2 separate regions of the Homo sapiens genome follow, and region 1 is linked to region 2. A link is an interaction called in ENCODE POLR2A ChIA-PET data of the cell type or tissue named here. Cell type or tissue: PC-9. All regions are shown on one strand. Each heading gives the region's core, and the rest is flanking DNA. Links, peaks and the distances in the headings are about the cores only.

What was found. Peaks named below come from ENCODE experiments on the same cell type or tissue, not always from the same donor. Only the 100,000 strongest peaks of a DNase experiment are listed, where the experiment ranks them.
Region 1: POLR2A ChIA-PET joins it to region 2 with 15 read pairs; 2 of 35 experiments call an interaction of 5 or more read pairs at or near these places.

The regions. Positions count from the first base shown.
Region 1 is chr10:61,627,413-61,639,261 of GRCh38, reverse strand. No RefSeq gene overlaps it. Among named protein-coding and RNA genes, the nearest start is that of CABCOCO1, 30 kb to the left of the region's middle. In PC-9, for the core only: no CTCF peak of the experiment used is centred there; DNase peaks (open chromatin) are centred at 5,311, 6,821, 10,241 and 10,891; H3K27ac peaks cover 1,183 bases.
Region 2 is chr10:62,069,754-62,080,758 of GRCh38, reverse strand. ARID5B (AT-rich interaction domain 5B) reads right to left here. Exons shown (of 10, transcript NM_032199.3): 8 at 10,962-11,005. Among named protein-coding and RNA genes, the nearest start is that of ARID5B, 170 kb to the right of the region's middle. RefSeq lists enhancers at 446-495, 8,643-8,782. In PC-9, for the core only: a CTCF peak has its summit at 3,804; a DNase peak (open chromatin) is centred at 3,618; H3K4me3 peaks cover 280 bases; H3K27ac peaks cover 2,410 bases.

The DNA.
Region 1 (11,849 bases), core at 3,809-11,808, 450 kb after region 2:
GGAATTATATTATGCTTATTAATTACCAGATATTTCACAGGTCCTAAGTCATTTTTAAATTCCACTAAGTTCATTATATTTGTAAGAATAGGGCTGAAAGGACTCAATTAGCCCCACCTTTCCCAGAATGTGACTTACTCCTCAAAGCCACTCATCAGATTTTACATGGCCAGAGGTTCAATTAATAAAAAACTTTTTCTGTTAATTAGAAATGACCCAAGATACCTGACATTGTTCTTGTGGCTTCCAGTCACCCACAGACTTACTGTGCTTATTTATTGCTTAGTGGCAATATTTTATTGGCAATGTGTCAGTTTGTTAGATTGGGTTATTCTGTGTAATGTTGCAAAACATTCCTTATTTTCTTTTCCTTCTGAAAGTTTGTGTTCCTCTAAAGAGGTTCTGTAGAATAACGTTCCATTAGTAATTTTGAGAGGTGCCACCGGTGGGGTCTAGAGCTATGGGAAGTAGAAGGTGTAAACAGAATGCATTTGCTTGTTTATATACAACCTGGTAGATGTCTAAAGAAAATTGAGTATTATTATGATTGAAAACATTAAATCAAGTCATCAAAGGAATTAAATCAGGTCACAAAAGGAATATCTACTTAATTATCACATACAGTAGATGATTTTAGTCTCCTATTCAAGGACTACACCTGTAACCTCACATAGGGTTGCTGTGAAATCTTCCTTCAACAAGGCTCACTGGACACTAAGAGCTGAAAGGGAAGTTAAGTATTGTTCAGTTCAAATGCTCAACATGACTAATCATCAGGGTTTTAGTCTAATTAAAACCACAGTGAGGCCGGACGCGGTGGCTCACGACTGTAATCCCAGCACTTTGGGAGGCCGAGGCGGGCAGATCACGAGGTCAGGAGATCGAGACCATCCTGGCTAACACGATGAAACCCCGTCTCTACTAAAAATACAAAAAATTAGCCGGGCATGGTGGCGGGTGCCTGTAGTCCCAGCTACTTGGGAGGCTGAGGCAGGAGTATGTCATGAACCCGGGAGGCGGAGCTTGCAGTGAGCCGAGATAGCGCCACTGCACTCCAGCCTGGGGGACAGAGAGAGACTCCGTCTCAAAAAAAAAAAAAAAAAAAAAAACCACAGTGAGATATCAACTCATACCTGTTAGAATGGCTTTTATCAGAATGACGAAAGATAACCAGTGTTGGTGAGGATGTGGAGAAAAGAGGCCCCTTGCACACTGTTGGGGGGAATGTAGTACAGACATTGTGGAAAACACCATGAAGGTTGCTCAAAAAATTAAAGATAGGACTACCATATGATCCAGCAGTCCCTCTACTGGATACATATCCAAAGAAAATGAAATCAGTATCTCAAAAAGATACCTGCACTCCTGTGTTCATTGCAGCATTATTCATAATAGTCAAGATATGGAATTAACCTAAGTGTCCATCAATGAATGAATGGATAAAGAAAATGTGGTATACACACACAGTGGAATACTATTTGTCCTTTCAAACAATGAAATTCAGTCATTTGTGAAACATGGATAAACCTGGAGGACATTATGTTAACTGAAATAAGCCAGGCATGGAAAGATAAATATCACATGATCTCACTTATATGTAAAATCTAAAAAAATTAAACTCATAGAAACAATGAGTAGAATGGTGGTGGGTGGTGGAGAATTGGGGAGACATTGGTCAAAGGATACCAGCTTTCAGTTAGACAAGAAAAATAACTTCAAGAGCTCTATTGTACAACACAGTGACTGTAGTCAATAACAATGTATTGCATGCTTGAAAATAGCTAAGAGAGTAGATTTTAAGTGTTCTTACCATAAAATAAATTTTTGGTAAGAAAGTGTGGTATGTGAAGTGAGGCATATGGCAATTAGTTTGATTTAGCCATTCTACAATGTATATATATTTTGAAACATCACATTATACAACATAAATATATACAACTTCTATTTATCAATTAAAAGATAAATTAGCAAAAAAAAATTATTATTTAGTTTGCCAGGCTATTTGCCAAGTGAGGAGCCTGAGGCCCAGAAGGTAGCTGAATTACCCAGCTTCTTGCATCTAGACCACATCTCTTCCTTGTACCACTCTGCCACTTACATGAGGGCCCTGGATTCTGAAAGTTCTCTGAGATTCTATGGTTCATTATTTTGTTGTGCTTTGGAATCATGTGGTTCTTTATTTTTCTTGTGAGTGCAGGATATATTTCCATAGTAATACAAACTACTTTTTGTAGTTTAGTAAATGAAAAGTGTTTACATGCCTGGGGGCGGTGGCTCACGCCTGTAATCCTAGCACTTTGGGAGGCCAAGGCAGGTGGATCACCTGAGGTCAGGAGTTCGAGACCAGCCCGGCCAACATGGTGAAACCCTATCTTTACTAAAAATAAAAAATTAGCCAGGCATGGTGGCACATGCCTGTAATCCCAGCTACTTGGGAAGCTGAGGAAGGAGAATCTCTTGAACTCCAGAGATGGAGGTTGCAGTGAGCCAAGATTGCGCCACTGCACTCCAGCCTGTGTGATGGGAGCGAGACTCCATCTCAAAAAAAAGAAAAAAGAAAAAAAGAAAAGTATTGACATACATGGAGGATGTAGTAAAATTTCTTTTCATTTACTAATGTTTGGATACATGGTGGATTCAGAGGCTGAGCTTTGCTGTCTGACCGGCATGGATCCAAGTACTGACCCTGCCACTTCTTCAGTGACATTTGGTAAGTTACTTAACCTAAACCTTAGTTTCTTCATGAGCAAAATAGCATTTGTTTAGTTGTATGAGCATAGTGAGTAGTCAATAAATATTGCCCTCATTATCATTCAATAAATACTTATTAGATTAGTTGAATCTGGAAACAAAATTCAAGGGCTTCACTACCTTTAAAAATGTTTCTCATTCCATATTTTTTAAAAAAGTGATAGTGATAGTATTTAGAGACAAAATTTGTGAATTTGTTCAAGTATGTTCCTTATTGGTGATATTTCTAGATTTATGGACTTCATGACCTATGTGTGCTGAACTTGTCTGAATGACACAGAACAAAAACAACCCAAAAGGTAATTTATTGACTTACTGGTGAGTCAGAGGTAGGTCAGAATTCAGGCCAGGTTTGATCCAGAAATTGAAACCATGTTACCAAAGATCCCATTTACTTTCTGACTATCCTCTTTGCCTGCCAAAGTGTCTACTTCATCCAAGAAAGGCTCAGTTTCTGGGAACTGAATGCTTCCTAATTCAAATTAAGTAGTGAAAGAAAATCTCTTTTGGTAGCTCTCAAAGAAGAGTATAGAAATTTATTTTTTAAAGAAACTCTCAGCAAAGATCTTCTTGTGTTTCATTGACCCCCACTAGGATCTGGTTGTTATGTCAGAGATTGAATGTGTTAATTGGTTAGCCAGAATCCATTTCTGGTGTGGAGAATAGAGTCAGCTTTTCCTGTGCTAAATACTATGTTGGAGAAGCAAGGACACACAAAAGGAGATTAGGGAATGCTTACTCAGAGAGAAGGACAATGGATAAAAGTAGGCCAAAATATGCACTACATATTCCCAAAGCTACTGGTGTGTTCCAAATTTGAGGTCTCGTGTTAGATGTGACCTCAGCTCTCTATTTTATATAACATCGAATTATTTTCCTGTACACTGATTAAAAGTCATTATGAACATAGTATATTAGCATGGAGGTATTTAAAGAATTACATCTATTTGTACTCAAACTTTCTCAATCTCTTCCCAAAGCAGTGACCCACAGAAGAGTTTGCTATTCTTGGACAGGAGGTCTAGATTAATTATAATAAATATAGCACATTCTGAGCAATTCTGAATCTGGAGTGTGGTATTTGAAGCTTTGAAACCAAAGACAAATTACTGGCATTATTTTGTATTATCATGTAACTGAATTTTCATCTTCAGAAAAAAGTCTTATTAAGCAAGATAGAAATGAGACTGTAATGGATTCATTGGAATCATTTTGGCCAAAACCACATTTTCTACTTTTAGCAAATTACAGCATTATCAACATGTAATCCTTCTTATTTTCCCACATATTATTTAACAAAATATTAGTCAAGTTGGAAATTATTTTTTTGTTGCTATCAAGGAAATGTATGCTCTCAATTCTGGCATCCTTCAAGCATTTACAGATGATACTTCACAAATGTCTGAGGATACAGTGTTTATCCAAGCTGCAGTAGACTAAAAATAATTATGGCTCCAAAGTGGTTTGCATCCCCATGGAGAATATATACCTCACTGACAGGAAAATAATCACAGAACCAAATGATACCAAGTACAACAAAGTGATGCAACCGTAAACTCTCAGAGAACTTTCAGAATACAAAATTATTTTGGACTTTGTGGTTTTTGAGTGCACCAATGAGTCTCATGATAGTGACTGAGTTCCCTAGAAGAATGCAGTATTTTGGACAGTCTGTTAGTACTTGGAGCCATGGATTTTTTTGAGTCAGATGAAAGACACAAATACTCATACCAGAAAACTGCTTTTCCACCCCAAATTTTGTATAGCGTTTTGGGGGTTCATGTACTCCCTACAGCTCATTTTTAGACCTAAGTAAATATAAACCATTTTTTATCAGAATGCAAAATGCAGCCCGCCTTCCTTGAATTTTAAAATTTAATATCTGGCTTCTTACTGGCAAAGATGTGATTTGAAAGACCTGAGTTCAATGTTCCCCAAAATATATTTCTAGTAGTTTAATCTAACAGGAATAAGAACCTAAGAAGGAGTAAGAAAAATGTAGCATCAATGGATTCTTCTAATGCCTTACACATAGTAGGTACAATGAGTCTTATATAAATTAATGAAAAGTCAGTCTTAAAATTATGCAGAGCTAGCAGCTCAATTCCAATGTTATAAAAGCAATAATGGGCAAGTACTTATTAAATGATTCCCGGTTATTTTTGTCATACACAAACTACTTCATTATTGTACAATTTTTAGGCTTCTAAATAAAGTTTTCTTAATATGTGAATTCACTGGAATACACAAAGTAGTTAAAGTGCCTGGCTAGTTTCCTTCCATTTTTTTGCCTTTATAACTTCAGTGAAGTGTTATTTTTTAAAAATACATAATATATCATGTTTATGCTGGTACACAAATAATTCCATGAAGATGTTTCTTACATTCTAGATTTTAGAGTTGATTTTACATCTGTCTTTTGATTTTTATAATTGCTAATAAGCTGAGTGTTTTCTAAAATCAGTGTTCTCACTGGAGAGATCTGAAACATCGACTCAAATGACTGAAAAAACACGACTGGTCCTAACGCTGAGCAAAACTATGTGGAAAATTTGTAATGATTTGTAAACATTTCACACTTATTATGATTCAGATATGGACTGTGGCCCAGAAAAGATTTGGATTTATTTTGATTGTCCCTGTAATTAGCTCAGCAATGTTTTTCTAAGTTATGATTTCATGCTGACTATTAGAAGTTGCACATTGTTGAGATGCCACATGCAAAGAAGTTATGGGATTATATGGCAATAATTAAACACACTATAAGGTAAATTAATCAGGACTGCAAACCAAGAAAACATGAAGTAAATGTAACATAAATAGACTTAAGAAGGCAAACTGATATCTTGTCTTATGTTTTAGATAAAATTCTAAGCACATAGCCCAATTCAATTTTGTACAAGCAGAGAAAAACTACAGTACTAATGAGAAATATGGACTTTGCTACTATATTGTTACCATCAGTGTGGAGATCAAGGGAACATGTGTTGGCCCACATGCTATACTACTGATATCTTTTATTCTGGGATGAGTGACAGCAGGACTGGCTACTAATTTGTGGGGCCCAGTGAAAAATGGAAATGCAGGAGTCCTTGATCACCATTCATTAAGGATTTCAAGATGGCGACCAAAAGTTTTAGACCCAGCATGGGGTTCCACATGATGACCTGTCCTGGTAATAAGAGAAGAAGGGAGTCAGAGAGGTGCTTCTGAATTCCATCTGTCCCTCTCTCCCACTCCTCCTGGGCTCTGCAGAGATGTTCAGACCAAGACCAAGGAAAGAACCAGCTCTCTGTTTGGTACAAGTTTTGAAGGCAAGTAAGATGACAAGGGCTGTTCCTTTCTAAAATCTATCCTCAAGATAGGTTGTGAGGATTAATGAGTTAATATCAGAAATTGCTACAGGGTAAATCTTCACTTGCCTAAAAGAGCATAAAATTTTTATTTTGTCTTTTATGCTTTCTGACAATCCCTTCAGTCTGCCACTAGGCTTTTAGTGGAGCGTGTGGAGAATTTAGGACAAGATGATGAATCTTACTCAAGGGCATCTTGATAGCTTTGCAAACTTAATGCAATAATGTAGGTCTTGGGCCCTGTGTCATGAAGTAAACAAAGACAGCTGAAATTTCAGACAAAAGAGGCTATAGCTCATCTATTGTCATTATTTAGGAGACAAATTACAGCAATGAGTATTTTTTTCCCTTAAAATCCCTTTTATTTTTGCATGTCTACTTAATTTTATTTTGAACAACTAGAAAGCTACAGAGATACTCCGTTGAATGTTTAAAGCTGTAATTTATTTTAAACAGTGCGTACAGAATATATTTTGGCCTTGAAAAGTTAAAAAAAAAAAGGTAGGTTGTACAACTTGGAAGCTGGGTAAAGCCCCAAATGAAGGCTTTTGGAAGAGCTAGGACAGAAGGAAAGTGGCAGTCTTCTTGGGTTTTGCACAAATGTGAGAGTCCAGAGTCCACATAGGCTCCTGCTCTATTGCCACAGCCTGAGCTGTGCCTTTGGTCTTAGGAGCCACCTGAGGGCATCTACTGTTCTGAGTCACTAAAAAAAAAAAAAAAAAGTGCTAATGAGGCATTTAACACTTGTACTGCACTGAGCTAAGAAAGAGGCTGCCTATAAGCAGGGAAAATAGCCAGAGGCAGCCAAAGGTAAGAAAGGAAGGGCAGGGATGCCAGCATACATCTAACAGTTTAGGACAGTAACTGGTTCAACTTTATTTATTTATTTATTTATTTATTTATTTATTTATTTATTTATTTATTTCTGAGATGGACTCTCTCTCTGTCGCCCAGGCTGGAGTGCAGTGGCTCGATCTCAGCTCACTGCAACCTCTGCCTCCTGGGTTCAAGAGATTCTCCTGCCTCAGCCTCCCTAGTAGCTGGGACTACAGGCACATGCCACCACGCCCGCTAATTTTTGTATTTATTTTTATTTTTATTTTTTTAGTAGAGACAGGGTTTCATCATGTTGGCCAGGCTGGTCTCAAACTCCTGACCTCAAGTGATCTCCCTGCCTTGGCCTTCCAAAATGCTGGGATTACAGGTGTGAGCCATCGCGCCTGGCCTGGTTCAACATTTAGACTTGGAGGCTTCTTTTTCTTTGTCCAGTGCCTGCAAACCAGTTCCTTCCTTCAAGGAGCTTTCAGACTTGCAGTGGAGATCAGGATATCAGTAAGTGTGGAAAATAATGATAACTTTGTGAAGGATTTGAAGAAGATAAGGGAAAGAGAGAGAAAAAGAAAACTTTACTAAGGAAGGTGCTTTCAGGAGTCAAACCTTGAGGGCTATTGGTGGGGAAAATGGGCAGAAATGGGAAGGCAACAGGGACTGTACTCTGAAGAGAATATTATGGAATACCTACTGTGCCTGGATGGAGCAGAACACTTTTCATATATCTGTCTCCTGCAGTCTTCACAATAGCACCATGAGACCAACTGCTAATTAGCTTGTTTTTGAGACAAAAAAGGCCTTTATTTCATTAGAGACCCACCCCTGCCTCCCAAAATGGAGCATGATGAAGATCCTTAGAATAGCTAAACACCAAAAAGATTATGGTAACCCCCCTATATAATTCAAAATAAGAATAATTCATAACACGAAACATTCATGTGTATGCTAGAATTAAAACATTAGCTTATGTTCTGAGTTTTTCTTATGGCTAAGTCCTGGGTAAGTTAATTGAGTATGGGCCTGCATCAGGTTTGAGTAGCTCTTCAGCTGCTGCACCTTGGTGAGGTGCTCCAAGCTAGCTTACTGTCTGAAACAATACTGCACCCAAGGGTGACAGAGCCAGTAAGTGGCAGAGGAAGGATTCAAACTTAGGTCGATCTGACTTTTAATAACATGGCTTTTAATAACATGGCTTTCCCAGTGAGCCATGCCTGGGGTGAGTCTAACTCCTGTGTGTCTGCTCACCTCAGGGGGACCTGCTCATCAGTTAGGAGCAGACAAAGAGGTCTTAACAGAACATCTATGAAGAGGTAAAAGGCTTCCTGGGACTCTCTGTAAAACTTTGTCAAAGGGTTTTTCAGTGACATAAACTTCCTCTTATCTATGTTGTATTGTTACATGAGAAAAGCATGCTGCAGAGAAGTATATATATATATATATATATATATAGCAGGACCCCATTTTCTCCTAACAAAATGCTCCTATATCTACATTTATAGATGCATAGATGCTGTCATGTTTGTGGGGTTACCTTAGGTACTTTGGGGAGAAAAGGATAAAAAAGCTGTGGAAAATGATAGGTTCCTAGTGTGATGTAAACGGAACATATGCAATATATCACAGTCAGGCCTCCGACATTGCCACAAATAGGTCATCTTTGAATGTTCCTATGAACATGGTTTCAAGGTAACGTGGTTAAAAGAGAGCACTGGGCTGGGTGCAGTAGCTCACACCTATAATCCCAGCACTTTGGAAGGCTGATGTGGGTGGATCACCTGAGGTCAGGGGTTCGAGACCAGCCTGACCAGCGTGGTGAAACCCCCATCTCTACTAAAAATACAAAAATTAGCCAGGTGTGGTGGCGCACACTTGTAATCCCAGCTACTCAGGAGGCTGAGGCAGGAGAATTGCTTGAATCTGGGAGGTGGAGGTTGCATTTGTGCTATTGCACTCCAGCCTGGGTGACAAGAGTGAAACTCCTTCTCAAAAAAAAAAAAAAAACAACAACAACACAAAAACCAGCACTGCTTTGTTTAGATGATGGGGATATGGGCAGTTTTGGTCTTGGATTTCTTTGGTTATTTGAGTTTAGTTTTTTCTCTATGATAAAACAACAAAACAAACAAAAAAAGAACTCCCCCAATCTGTGGACACTTAGTTGTGCCTATAGGTGTACAGCCAGCAGTGACACACCTTGCAGCATGAGAGGCAACTTCACCAGGCCTCTCGACTCCTCTCTGTGCTTCTGTATAACCTTTTTTTTCTTTATTTTTATATATAACTTTTTTTAAAGACTGGGTCTCACTATGTTGTCCGACTGGCCTTGAACTCCTGTGTTCAAATGATCCTCCGGCCTCAGTCTCCCTCCCAGCAAGTGACTAGAGCTACATGTGCACATTACTGCACCCCGCTCCCCTCTGTGCTTCTAAAGGGGGGCCACCCTCTCTGTTCTCATGGGCCACATGCTGGCATTGACTGAAAGTCCCTAACCACGCACCCCTCCCTGCAGTCAACAGTAACAAACATAGAGGGAGCCCTCTGGGAAGTTGGTAAACAGCAATGCGCATGACCTGTCTAAAGGGGCAGGAGAGACTCCTCTCTTGGAGGCTGTTGCCTTTCAGGATGGTGAGCCCAGTATCTTCAGATCTTCCAGTTCTTCTCAAAAAGTACAAAATTCAGATTAGAGGTGAGCACTCTTTGTTTTTAATGAGTGGCACTGAATCGGATCTGACAAGATGCTATGCAAGCCAAATTGGATACATTTGCAATCACATGCCATTGTGCCTTGAAGGGGAAAGGGCCTAGTTCAATCCTTTAACAAGAGCTCAGGAAAGTTCAAGTTTATGGTTTTTGGATGGGGTGCCATTTAATGTGGGTGAAGTGGTGGAGTGTGGTCGTTAGGTTGGGGAAAACAGAGCATATATAAGAGATTTCACAAAGTCACACACTGGGGAAGAAGGGTACCTGTGGTCCCATAAAAAGACATTGTTGATTCTTTTTGCTGATTTTTCAGTTTTGCTAAGTATCTATCTTTTTCCAGTTATCTTTTCTGTCTTAGACCAATTGTGAAAGTTGAACTCTGAAGCTCAAACTCTAAGAGTGTCATGCTACTTCCATAAGGAGGGAAGACATTCTCTCTCCAATACACACACACACACACACACACACACACACACAGAGCCCACACAGCCCACACAGCCCACACAGCCCAAGCATGAAGAAACGTGAAATGTTGTTTTTCTCTTTTGATTACTTAAGAGTCAGGGGTAGGAAAGAACTGAAGTAAATACTATAGTGCGTCATCGCATGTTCTGAATTCCAGCATAATTCAAACACCTCCCACTAAGATGTGTCATTCTGCCTCTAGGCAGGACTGTTCTTAAATTGTGCTTGACATATTTAAATTGTCCTTGACCTGTGGTGTTCATTAAGCCCTCCTGGGAATTAAGTGTCCTTAGAAATTCTCAGAAAGTATCTCTCTAGAAAATGAAATTCTCTATCTCCATCAAAAAGATAAAGGTATTGCCTTCACTCTGCTGTATCTTAAAGGGGAAAAAAATGTAGGTTATCATGTAGACAGTAGAATTAAGTCAGTGCCAGCAAGTATTCAAGAGGTATGCCTTATATAGCTCATGACTTAATATCGGCAAAAGCCTCCTCCCCAGTCTGTCTTCAGAAAGGAGGCACAAGAATTCTGGAACATCATAGTTATTAATTTTTAAACAGTGCTGGAAAACTACTGCTTTTAAAACATGGAAATATTAAGAATTGTTCTGTGCCCAAAACAGATATTCTTATTTTAGAAAGTGCTTCTTCACCAACTATCATAACATTCTTTTGCAAAGAGCTAGTTAAAAAGGAGTAAAATATTTTCTGCATTGCAAGTCTGTCTTCTCTGTTCTGTTTCAAGCCAATAACTCATTTTATGCAGGCACAAACCAAGAATTTTGAAATTTCTGAGTCATCATCAGAATAGCATATTCTCCATGATCCTGAAGACACGTTTCTTGATAACACTTTGATTACTATATCCCTAGATGGATATCTCTGGTACATTGTCTGTCTAGCAGTCATATATTCCCACCTATTTGTCTTGGTAATTTCAGGCTCCAGAAGAACATATGGGCCATATTCACAACTTCTACCATTTTCAGTGTTTATCTTTATTCCGTCAAATTTCCTAAGAGTTCTTTCCATTTCCCTTCTGTCTCTCTGTTCTCTTCATTTTTTTTTTCTGAGTGTGCTGATCAGTAATTCATTTTTGTAGAGCTCCAGTTTAAAAGTTTGTGGGATAGGGAAGTTCAGTGTTAAGAAAATGGCAGATCCATAGGCTAAGGTTTTAGTCCTTGCTCTGTCATTGTTTAACATTAATAATTCTTATAGGTCATTTAGCATTCATATGTCTTAGATTCACCATTTACCAAATGCAGTGACAGCAGTTTCCTCCTACCAGCTTAGCAGGACTATAGTGGCAATGAATAAAGTACATGAATTACTTTGAGATTCTTTAGAAAAATCTTGAGTTCTTGACCTTACTCTGCCAACAACTCTGTTTGCAGCCTGTGGAAGTTGCTTTGACTGTTCTTTGCTTTGGCTTCTCCATCTGAACAATCTGAGGGATAATTACTTAATCTACTTTACAGAGATGCCTGAGTCTCCATAGGCAATTGTGATACTTTGAAAATAATTTAAGGCAGTATGGTCCAGCTTCTGGAATAGAAAGAATAGTGCACTATGGCTATCAATGGCCTGTTATGTGTAGACACTTGCGCTTTATGTTAATTACATGATCTCTCATAACCTTTTACCATCTCTGCCACGTGTTTATAATAACCTCTATTTTTCATGCAGATGAGAAAACAGGCTTGGTATGTGAAAAACTAGTCCAAAGCCACAAAACCTAGTAAGAGGCAA
Region 2 (11,005 bases), core at 1-8,000:
CAACTGGGACTTCAGACCTGATCTCACCCCAAATGGAGTCATTACACCTCTGAGTTGATTCCAGCCTTGATAAATTTCTACAGCTTGGCCAGACATTTCCCTTTGCAGCCAGAAATTAAAATATAACTTTACTGTGAAGTATGGGAAGGAATCTTTCACCAAATATGGAGCCAATAGAAGGTATATTTTTCCTTTCTGAAGATGAGGTACACATGCTTGTTACAGTTCCAATAAGCATAGAGAGTTTTTCTAATCTCACATACTGTTCACCTCTCAGGTGCTAGACCATGACCATAAAAGTGGAAGAAGAGCTTTTGGGGGTAGGGAACCAAATCAACAGCCAAATACACAAATGTGCTATGTAAATGAGCAGAGAAATGAGAATGTTTCCTCAGCGGGCACAACCCTGGTTGAGCACAGTAAAAGCTAAGCTCCATCTGAGAGAGATGTGAGCCACAGAAGATCTCCATTTTATGGTGTGAACTTGAGTGGAGCAGAAAAAATAGTGTGCCGAGTGTGACAAGCTCTCCCCATAACCAAGACAGGTGAGAAAGAGGCCTCCAGTGTCACCTCCCAACAGGCAAGGATGTGAACTGAAAGTCTGGGGCACCAAACCACGGAGTAAGAAGCCACGCTGACATGAAGAACGAGCCTATAGCGGGGCCCATCTGAGCCAACAAAATGGCGGCAGAGTGCAACACAGAGTCTGTGTGAAAGACTCAGTTTGCCCAAGAGCTACCAAAGCCAAACTGCCTTACATACTTTAAAAATGAGGTAGGTATAACTAGCATCACCTGTATTCTATGCTAAGACACCTAAAAGGTATGGAGTCCACTATTAACAACGATGAAATATAACCATTTGTCACCACAAAAGGTCTCTTTTCTGGGAAAATGATCTGCTCACAGGGGCTTCATTACCTACTCAATGGGCAGCAGATGGACAAGAAAACTTTTTGAAGGCTTTAATGCTCTCTCCATTTGCCCCTGGAAGTGGGTGGGAGAGTTGTTTCTTAGGCCCACTGATAATTCTGATACCTCCCTCCATGGTCCCGGAGTGTGTGTGACCCTAAATGAAGAGAAGAAAGAAAGGTACGTGGTACTGGACACAGCAAGGTGGTGGCTCGGCTCCCATAAAGATGTGTCAGTGTGAGAGAGTTAGCTCAAGGATGACAGCTTTCCTGAACTGGAGTTACATGGATTTCAGGGGACTGTGTTAGAAGCAAGGTGGGAAGGTAGAGAAACCTCATTCAGGTCATTCATATATATTGATTAGGCATTACAATATTAACAGCCACCACCACGCATTACATTCTTATTAATACCAGGCACTCTGCATGCTTTAATTTCAACCATTACAGAAAGAAATATCTACAGATATATTATTTTATCTCATTTTATGGATGACAAAACTGAGGTTCAGAGCTAAACGATTAAGTGACTAGTCAATGGCACACAGCTATTTAGTGTCAAAATTTTGAGTTCGACCACCAAACTGCCTGCCTCTGCTAGTCCAGCTATCTTCATCTCAAAAAGGTGGCTGTGCATCTTCATACACAGATGTATCAACACGGAGACATACCAACACGGAGGAGATACTGAAAGATCACTCCTGCCTGGGTTAAGTGAATTCCTAGCTCCTAAGGAGTTACCTGAGAAACTGGAGTGAGCATTCTCCTTTTCTCAGAGGCAACAGGCCTATAAAATACATATGTAGCCATTCCACAAAGGGTCAACCTCCTACATCAGAAGAAGCCCTATGGCTTGGGCACTGGGCAACTACTCTTACAATATGCTACAATAACCATGCCATAGCTCTTCAAAAGGTAGTGATACTAGTTGGATCATGCCCAACTTAATATCGGATGGTAAGAGAAACTTGAGAATCATATCCTCCATGAATTCCAGCCTCTAGGACTTAATCTTACCAAGCCCAAGCTTCCCATGGTCTCCCTAATAAAGCTCCTTTGGGGCTTTCTATGATGTCTCCATGCCACATGTAAGAGCATCTAGACTAATGTTGTTCCTATGCCTTTCAAATGACAACCACATTGAAGAAAGTTGGAATGGACTTAAGGAAGGCTGATGTTATGTCCCAGGGATTAAAATGCATGCTTATTACAGTGAACACAGACCATGCATGGTGCCTAGCCCTCTACAATGCCAGCCAGCAACAACTGCAGCAATGACTCTTCTCAATGAAAAAAGCCCAATGACTTCAGAATTGAGTTGTATGGATCCATTTCAAGGGCAGATGAACATTATTTCAAGAATAATAAACCCAATACTGTTTTGTTTTGAGACAGGGTCTCATGCAATCACGGCTTACTGCAGCCTTAACTTCCTGGACTCAGATGATCTTCCCACCTCAACTCCCTGAATAGATGGGACTACAGGTATGCGTCACTGCACGTGGCTATTTTTTTTATTTTTAGTAGAGATAGGGTATCACCATGTTGCCCAGGGTGGTCTCAAACTCCTGGGTACAAGCAATCCACCCACCTCGGCCTCCCAAAGTGCTGGGATTACAGGGTAAGCCACTATGCCCAGCCAACATGGCAGTGTTTTCAATGTGATGTGTACCCCACAAATGATGGAAGCCAGTGTCAAAATATAAAAATAGGCAAACAACTATTGCATTTAAGCCCCATGCATGTTAGATCCTACTGGTTCCAGAACTTCTGAAATGTTCAACAGTTCTCCCACAACATTTATTATTTTGGTCAAACTTTGTAGTAACTTACACAAAAACAAAATGTTCCAAGAGGTTTTCAGTGGAAGAGTTAAGAATATACTTTAATGGTAAACAATTACATTCTTCTGTCATATGATACTTTTTTTCCCTTTTCTTTTTTGGAAACATGCTTTCTGAATTTTCAATAGTTCCTTTGTGAAGGCATCTGTTACTCACATAACTGAAAAGATGTTTGTGCAGTGGCATGCTTGAGAGTACAGTTATTTAATCTTAATGATAAAACCCTGAGGACAGAAAATCACAAGTAGAAACCTTTTGTTATTTATCAAAAAGAAAAGGGCTAAGACACCTAATCTATTCTCAAATTTAAATTCATGCTTGATGAAAACTATCAATAAAACATGGGACCTGCAAGGTTTCTTAAATACTATAGTTAGGTTCAAAGGATGGGACAGAGGAAGTAGGATAAAAACAAAAATGAGACAATAAAGGAGCTCGACAAAGAAAAACTGCTGTTTGGCAAGCTTTTTTTTTGGGGGGGGTCAAACAAAGAACTCGCTGTAGTTTACAGCATGACATACACACTTGATTAGTTTGTGCCTGAGGGTGTTTTTACACTCAACAGTGTAAACTCTAACTTCTATTAATTACAACTTGCATTTAGAGGCAAATTTAAGAATTTTTAAATAGAGATTTTTTTCAAAGGCTGTTGTTTATTTTTTTAAAATAGAAACCAGTTTTTCTACTCCAGGGTCTGGCTAGAGTTTTGTTTTCCTTTCTAAAAGTTTCTTGAAATATCCAGGCATTGGAAAGTTATCAGAGCATTTTAGGCATGCTGAGTGATACAGACTATGCGGCTCTTGTGTATGAAATTACCTGACTGTCCTTTGGAGAGAAATTCTTTACAGATGACAAGATGAAGCTACTCTGGGTGTAGGGTGTTTGCATTGAACTGACTCAGAGCCCTGTAAGAACAAGCTTGGTGGAGTGTAGATGGAAGAGAAGCTGTACAACCTCAGTCAGCCTAACTCTGGGCAACTTGTTTTCAGTTTCCTGGGCTTCTGGTTGTTGATAGGGCTAGGATGCCCTCTGTGGGTTTAGGGAGATGAGAGTGGCAGGGTGGCCGTGTTGCAGAGGTAAGCCCAATAGGGGCCACAGGTCAGGACTGCCATGAGAAAGACAGTGTTGGGAAAGGAAATGCAAGTCCATTGACTGGGTAACCTTACCATGGATGAGGATGGGCAGAGTCTACCCACCGCACCTTAGGATAATAGTTCATAGACATGAGAGGATAAACTACACTACCTGCCTTTGGGGTATGTGACTTGGAAATTCAGCCTTAGGACTTTCCTGACAGCCCCTACCTTTTTATACACATTTTCCAGAGGGGACTTTGCTCATTTCAGTTGAAATTTCTCTCTTCCTTCTTTGATCCCTGTTGAACTTATTTTTTTTAATTACATAAAACTAGTTTTTATAGATGTAGTTTTTTTTTTTTTTTTTGAGACAGAGTCTCGCTCTGTAGCCCAGACCGGAGTGCGGTGGCGTGATCTCGGCTCACTGCAACCCTCCACTTCCCATATTCAGCCATCCCGTGATTCATCCCGTGATTCTCGTGCCTCAGACATCTGAGTAGTCAGGATTACAGGTGTGTGCCACCAGCCCCAGCTAATTGTTGTATTTTTTAGTAGAGGCAGGGTTTTACCATGTTGGCCAGGCTGGTTTCGAACTCCTGGGTCTCAAGTCATCTGCCCGCCTCGGCCTCCCAAAGTGCTGGGATTATAGGCGTGAGCCACCATGCCCACCACAGACATAGATATAACTCTCTTCCATGTGTGTACGGCCTTTGACTCAGATCTTGTGATGGGTTAGATAAACCAAGGATCATGGCATCTTCCAGTTCTAATGAGTCGTGGTGGCTCCCTGGGGATGCCATACTGAGAAGAATTCTGAGGCTGAACCCGGGCTCACCGGAAGCAGCATCCTGTTCCTTTAGCAATCTCAGCTATGAATGTGGTGGCAAGGGTACCTCCTCATTGTTTGCCAGCCAATTCTCAACTCTTTGCTTTATATGTTCTCATTACCCCTGAGAGTGCTCTCTGCACATGGCAGATGTCCAAAAAACACCGATTGGGTTTTGAGGGCAGCAGTAAATAAAAAAGACAGTTAATCAAATGGCAAATCTATCCTATCCAAGAAAATGCAACAGGCCAGTAGGAGAGGGCTTCTTGCCCATTCCAAATGTAATCTTAGGCTGTGTTGATAGACTGACACTGCCCGCATCCTGAGAAATACTACATGCCACATCTGGAGTAGCTTTGGGTATTCTGAGTGACACAAACTGGAGGCGCCTGCATGAGAGCAAGCCGAGCTGGTGAAGGTCCATTACTGACGCTCTGAGGCTTGGTTGAATGGAACAGGAAGACCTGAAGTGAAAGAGGAGCTTTGACAAGCTCCTGGACGCTGATCAGAGCAAAGGGAGCAGACATGTGGCGAGTCGTCCTCCGAAGGCAAGGCAAGGTCAATGGGAAGCCACAGAGGGTGTTTTGCTCAGCACACGGAAGAGTGTGTAGAGCAGAGTAAGAGCGCCTGGAACCCTGAAGCTTCCTCTAGGCCCTCCCACTGCAGGGCGCTGTATCAGAGGCTGGAGAGCCTAGTGTCAAGCATATTTCAGTCTTTGTGGAACTTGGCATCCTGTAGGCTATATTTTGCCCCTGGGCATGTTTGATTTAGCTTATATAAAATATTTTTTTAAATATTGGAGCCAGTGTTTGTAAGTTAGGTTATTTCACATTAAAAAAATATCTTGAAAACATAGAAGGTCAGGAAGCGCACAGACGGCATCTACCTACAGCAACAGTGTGGGCTGGTCCCTTTGGGCTCTCTGGCCCGGGCTGTGCGTGCCAGTTTCACACTTTCCAGCCGTGGCCCCTGCACTCATCTTTGCTACCTGCCTCCATAAATATCTGAGTTTGTGGCCAAGATGTAGGAGCGGACCTTCTCCACTGACCTGGGTGAAAGACGAGTTTTCTAAATTTCCCATCTGATGCTGACTGATGCTTTTGTAAACAACCATAAAAATGAATTACTAGAAAAATGGAATTCAAAAGGAGGCATACAAAACACAAGCCCCAAGTTTTTATTAGCTTCAACAGACATAATGTTATTCTGGCAAATTTCAGCGTAAGTGTATCAATGCTTATTCGCAATTGCTGTGCTTATTAGCTTGTTATGGGCTAGTAGAAAACAGTTCATGGACAAGTCAGAAAATCTCATTTGAGTAGCACTGGTCTAGGGAGTTGCTAGGGGTCCTCTTAAATATACAATTCTGAGATGTGGCCTGTGACTTTCTGAATTGCGTATCTATTAACTCCAAGGGTGTCCAAATGAGCAAGAATACATGGAATCATGTCCTTGATGTGCACAGAACTGTAACTCACCTTTCCTTCCCCAGCCTTTATCCATGGTATGATTAGGTGGGTTCCTTAGAACCTGATATATTTTTGGTCCTTAACTTAAAGCACATGCTTATCTTATTCAAAACATGAAGCCTCCCACACTCTACCTTATACCTTCAGAGAAAAAAGGCAGAAGCTCCAGCTATCACCCAGTATCTGCCCAAGTACATCTGGCTTGGGTACAGCTCACCTTAAGTCCCTGCAAAGAAAGCTGCCTCAGCCATGCAGGGTGACAATCTTGTCCAAGGAATGCTTATGGTAAAAGCAAAAGGTTGGATTTGAAATTAGGCATTATGTGTGCAAGAAGATGAAGAATAGTTGCTAATTTCCCTCACAAACAAATACATTTGTTTATGATTTTGATTTTCTAAATACTCAAAAATGCACATCATAAAGTACTTTTGCTTTAATGCTCCTTTTAAAATCCCTAATAACAACTTCATGTGCTCCACAGAAACAGACCATGTAATTTATTCAGGAAAATTAAAACCAGTAATCTAGCATTCTGAGTAAAGATTTTTTTCCCCCTGCATGGACTTTAAAAACATTTTTTAAAAAGGGAAATCTGCATGTGAAAACAAAGCCTTTAAAGTGATTTACTATTCCAGAAAATCAAGCTAAGAGAATTCCATAAAAGTAGTCGTTTTCCTTTTTGTTCCTTTACTGATAAAAATAAAGTGAACTGGTTACTTTTAAGTAAAGAGTTAGACAAGAAAGAAAATGTTCCACTTAGAAAGAATGAGGTGGGTATTTTTCTTTGCATCAAAAGCTACAGTAACTTCATCTATAAATCCTGAGCAAGAAATGTCCAGAATAACCACATTTCATAAGCTTTGCTGAGTTTGAGACATCTACATAGCAACAGCCTTGCGATGGGAAAACATTAATGCTTTTTATATTGGTAATCATCTGTAACATGAGCAATTAAGTACAGTACTAATGGACTATGGCCAGGAGCCTGGTACTAATATTAAAAACTGACAGAGATGAATAGATTTGGAAGCAAAACCCGGCTGACAAAGACATTTTTATGAAGTGCTTGGACCTATTTGATTTAAACCAATCAGAGGCAAGTTTGTACGAGTCAGGCCTTCAGTGACAATGATGTATTCACAAGCATTGTACCATTTCTGCTTTGCCTTAAATAAAAACACCCATTGATTCTTTTCAACAACCCACACTTTCATTATTGCACTCATTAATAAACCAAAAGTGCTCAACTAATATACAAGTAACATTTTACTGAGGAACTGGCTACATTTTTCTTGTTGTAAAATGAAAACGTTTACTGGAAACATGAACCACAGTGCATGAAAAATAAATCAGTGGATAATGCATAGAGATCACTCACTTCTTCATCTTCTAGGAAAGCAAAGCTGGTGGCAGGGAAATAGGAAAAAGAGCAGTTCTCTTTATCGGAGTGAAAAGAATGAGAACAGAAGAACCCGCAGCCTAGTAGGAAGAGCTCTCATCATCCTGATTTGGTTTGGAAGGCTTTACAAAATTCCAAGGGCATTTCCAGACTAGATATTTGCCCACAAAGTCCTGACCATTCTCAACTCATTGACCCTTCTTGAAAACAGTGTTCCTTCACCAATCCAGTCATCTCTGTTTTATCTGTTCATGCAACCTGTGACTAGCAAGAATGAATGAAATCCACCATAATCATGAAGTTTTAGCCCAGAGCTTCAGTCTCTTCTTGGATATATGTGCATGTCCTCTGCCCTTCTTTGGTAGAACCAATTAAAAGGAAGACATCTAGAACGGTAATCCTAGCTTTTTCTCCCCACCACAACACATAGGATTATGGGTGATTCCTCTTGGAGAATGATTGATTGAACATTGAGAGAGGCACTGTTGTAAATAAAATCAATGATCTTCAAATTTTGGTAGTTAGCGGTTGCATCTGATCACAAGGATGTGAGAGGAGTCTAGATGGCAAAAAGGAAATACCAAGGAAAGGTAAAGGACCTTGCTAATCACCCTGGGACAGCTATGCTCCAACAACACAGTTGGAGGCTCCACACTGCCAATTTTTGGTGTTGCCACACATAAAATGGGCTCTGCATATGGGGTTCCCACTTGGCGGATGGCCTATTGTCTTTCAACTCCAAATCCACCCTTCTGTACTCTGCTTGCTGATGCTAGGACTGGAATTCTGTAAATTACACATCCCTTTTGTCAGCTATCTTCCTGTTACTATTCTGCAAACAGTGTGTCCTGGGAGGCAGGGAGAGAAAAGGAATCTCCTTTCCATTTCACTTGTTCACATAAGTGTCAACTCCACAATGCATTAACAGCAGCAGTGGGTTGCAGCCTCTAGTTTCAACAGTCCCCCAGCAGTTTCAGCGCGTGTCCTCTGAGGTCTGGCAGCAGCCAGGGAGCACCGCCTCCTCAGGTTTCAGCCCAGCTCTGCAGTGCTCCACCTCTGAGCTCCCGAAGCATCAGTGCTGGTTGGGTGACTCCTTCTTACCAGGGACCTGAACCCCAGCTCTGAGGCACATTCTCCAAACTTCTGGGTGGTGACAACCAACCTCTCTTCTCTGTTCTGTCACCCTAGGGAACTTACAGTTGTTGCCCCCGTGTTAACTTAGTGCCTCACACCAACCCCTGTTTAAGCAACTGCCTATGGTGAAGTCTCTTTGTTGAATACCCAGTGTGGTTTCCATTTTCCTTACTGCACCCTGACTCATACACTGACCAAATTCTGGATTTGGAAAAGTGACACCACTCTTCAAAAAGTTTAATCGAGTGAGAAAGCAAACCTTTATGGAATATCCAATCTGGTCCCAAGAATAGGGAGAGAAGAGAAAAATTTTAAGACATCTTTAATCATGTTTCTTAATTGCTAAAGTTTGTGGTATATCTACTAAAATTTTCTAATGTGATTGAAAGCTTTCAGGAATCTCCTGAAAGAAGTAAATAATCAAAAGTACACAATCTTCAGAAGAATCCTACTTTTATTCACAGACCTGCTCAATCACACACACACACACTACTATGGGTTGAGTCCTTCTCTCCATGCCAAACCTTCTCTCTTTTTTTTTTTTTTACCATGTGATACTTTGTAATTAATTTGATTGATGTTTTCATTCTTTAACTAGATGAGCTAACAGCTGAGATACACTCCTTTTTCAAGCTTTAATTGCTATCTGCTCCTTTATGTTTGATGGTTCAGGTGTTGAGGGCATTTGCATATAAAGGACAGGGATGTCCACTCTCAAAACAGAATCTATTTGAAAACAGGGACAGAGTTTCTAGTAAAAATGTTCTGGCTGGGTGTGGTGGCTCACGCCTGTAATCCCAGCACTTTGGGAGGCCGAAGTGGGTGGATCATGAGGTCAAGAGATCGAGACCATCCTGGCCAACATGGTGAAACCCCGTCTCTACTAAAAATACAAAAATTAGCTGGGCGTGGTAGCACGTGCCTGTAGTCCCAGTTACTTGGGAGACTGAGTCAGGAGAATCGCTTGAACCTGGGAGGCAGAGGTTGCAGTGGGCCGAGATCATGCCACTGCACTGTAGCCTGGTGACAGAGGAAGACTCCGTCTCAAAAAAAAAAAAAAAAAAAAAAAAGTTCTGAATGAAGCCTTGACTCATAAGTCAAAAACAAGTAGCCTGTGGTTCCTTAGACATTATTTTCGGAACACTCACCTGAGATATCAGTGCTACTTTGTACTAGGACATCAGTGGTGTACCTTATACATACAGTGAGAATGGGTGAGTTTTTGTATTAAACACTGACAGAAATAACATATTTTAAAAATTGATGTGTTGTATTGAAAAACAATGCTATAAAGAGTAATAATTTGAACATCTATTATCAATTTTTAAAAATCCTTCTGAATTACAACCCTGCCAAGTAAGGCAATCCTTTGGGAATACTTTGTAGCAATTTTTCATGGTGTACTAAACCCAATTCAATTTATTATTACAAAAACATTCTTGTTGAACGGCCATACTAAAGCTGAGTTAAATGCAATACAGATAAAAGTAAAATTGAACTTGGAAAAAAAGGACTAAGAATTGATGAGTTAAATGGTATTGCCTGAGGATGTACGTATAAGACCCAAAGGGAAATGCCAGTTATAAGGAAGTTGGTAATGACCTAAACAAATTAAGTATGGGCTTGAAGCATAGAGGGATAATGCATTAATCTGCTAACTGGTCTTTAACGGTGTGAATAATGGAGTCCTAATGCAAACGGGAAATCCACTCCTGTGGATGCAACATAGTAGGCTAATTTTGCATTACTTCTTGTTTGCATCCTCATCATCTTTCTGAAATAGGCTGAAATTGTTAGAAAACCAAGCCACACAGAGCTTGGTAAGAAGATTCCGTAGAAGAAAAATACCAGGATGAAATAAAACAACAGATTTGATCTGGGGCCATTTCTCTTACTATGAGAAATCCTTACTTTTCAATGCTAATATTATGAGAAGTGCTTACTTTTCAATGTCAACCTCAGAGTAGCATTGCAGATTTTTCAGAAGCTAAAGGTTCTCATGTTAAGAGAGCCTAAAGAGAACATCCTGAGTAATCTATGCTTGTGGGGAAAAAAAAAAAAGGCATTGTCAGGCAGGTGGTCACATGACAGAACCAAACTAAAAGAACATCTAATTTTAGCCCCTGTAACAAGAGAAAGCCATGTTCCCTAAAAATCACAAGGCGGTATGCAAAGTAAAATGCCAGAGGGAAATTTTCAGTTTCCCAAAAGGTCATTTAGACTTCCTCTGTCTTATCCTTGACCAGAAGCTCCTTTCAATTAACACACTTTTAACTAAGCAATTCCATGAAATGGTTTCTTACCTTTCATAATGTCTGCGGGTACAAGTGGCAGCGCTGGTGCTCCC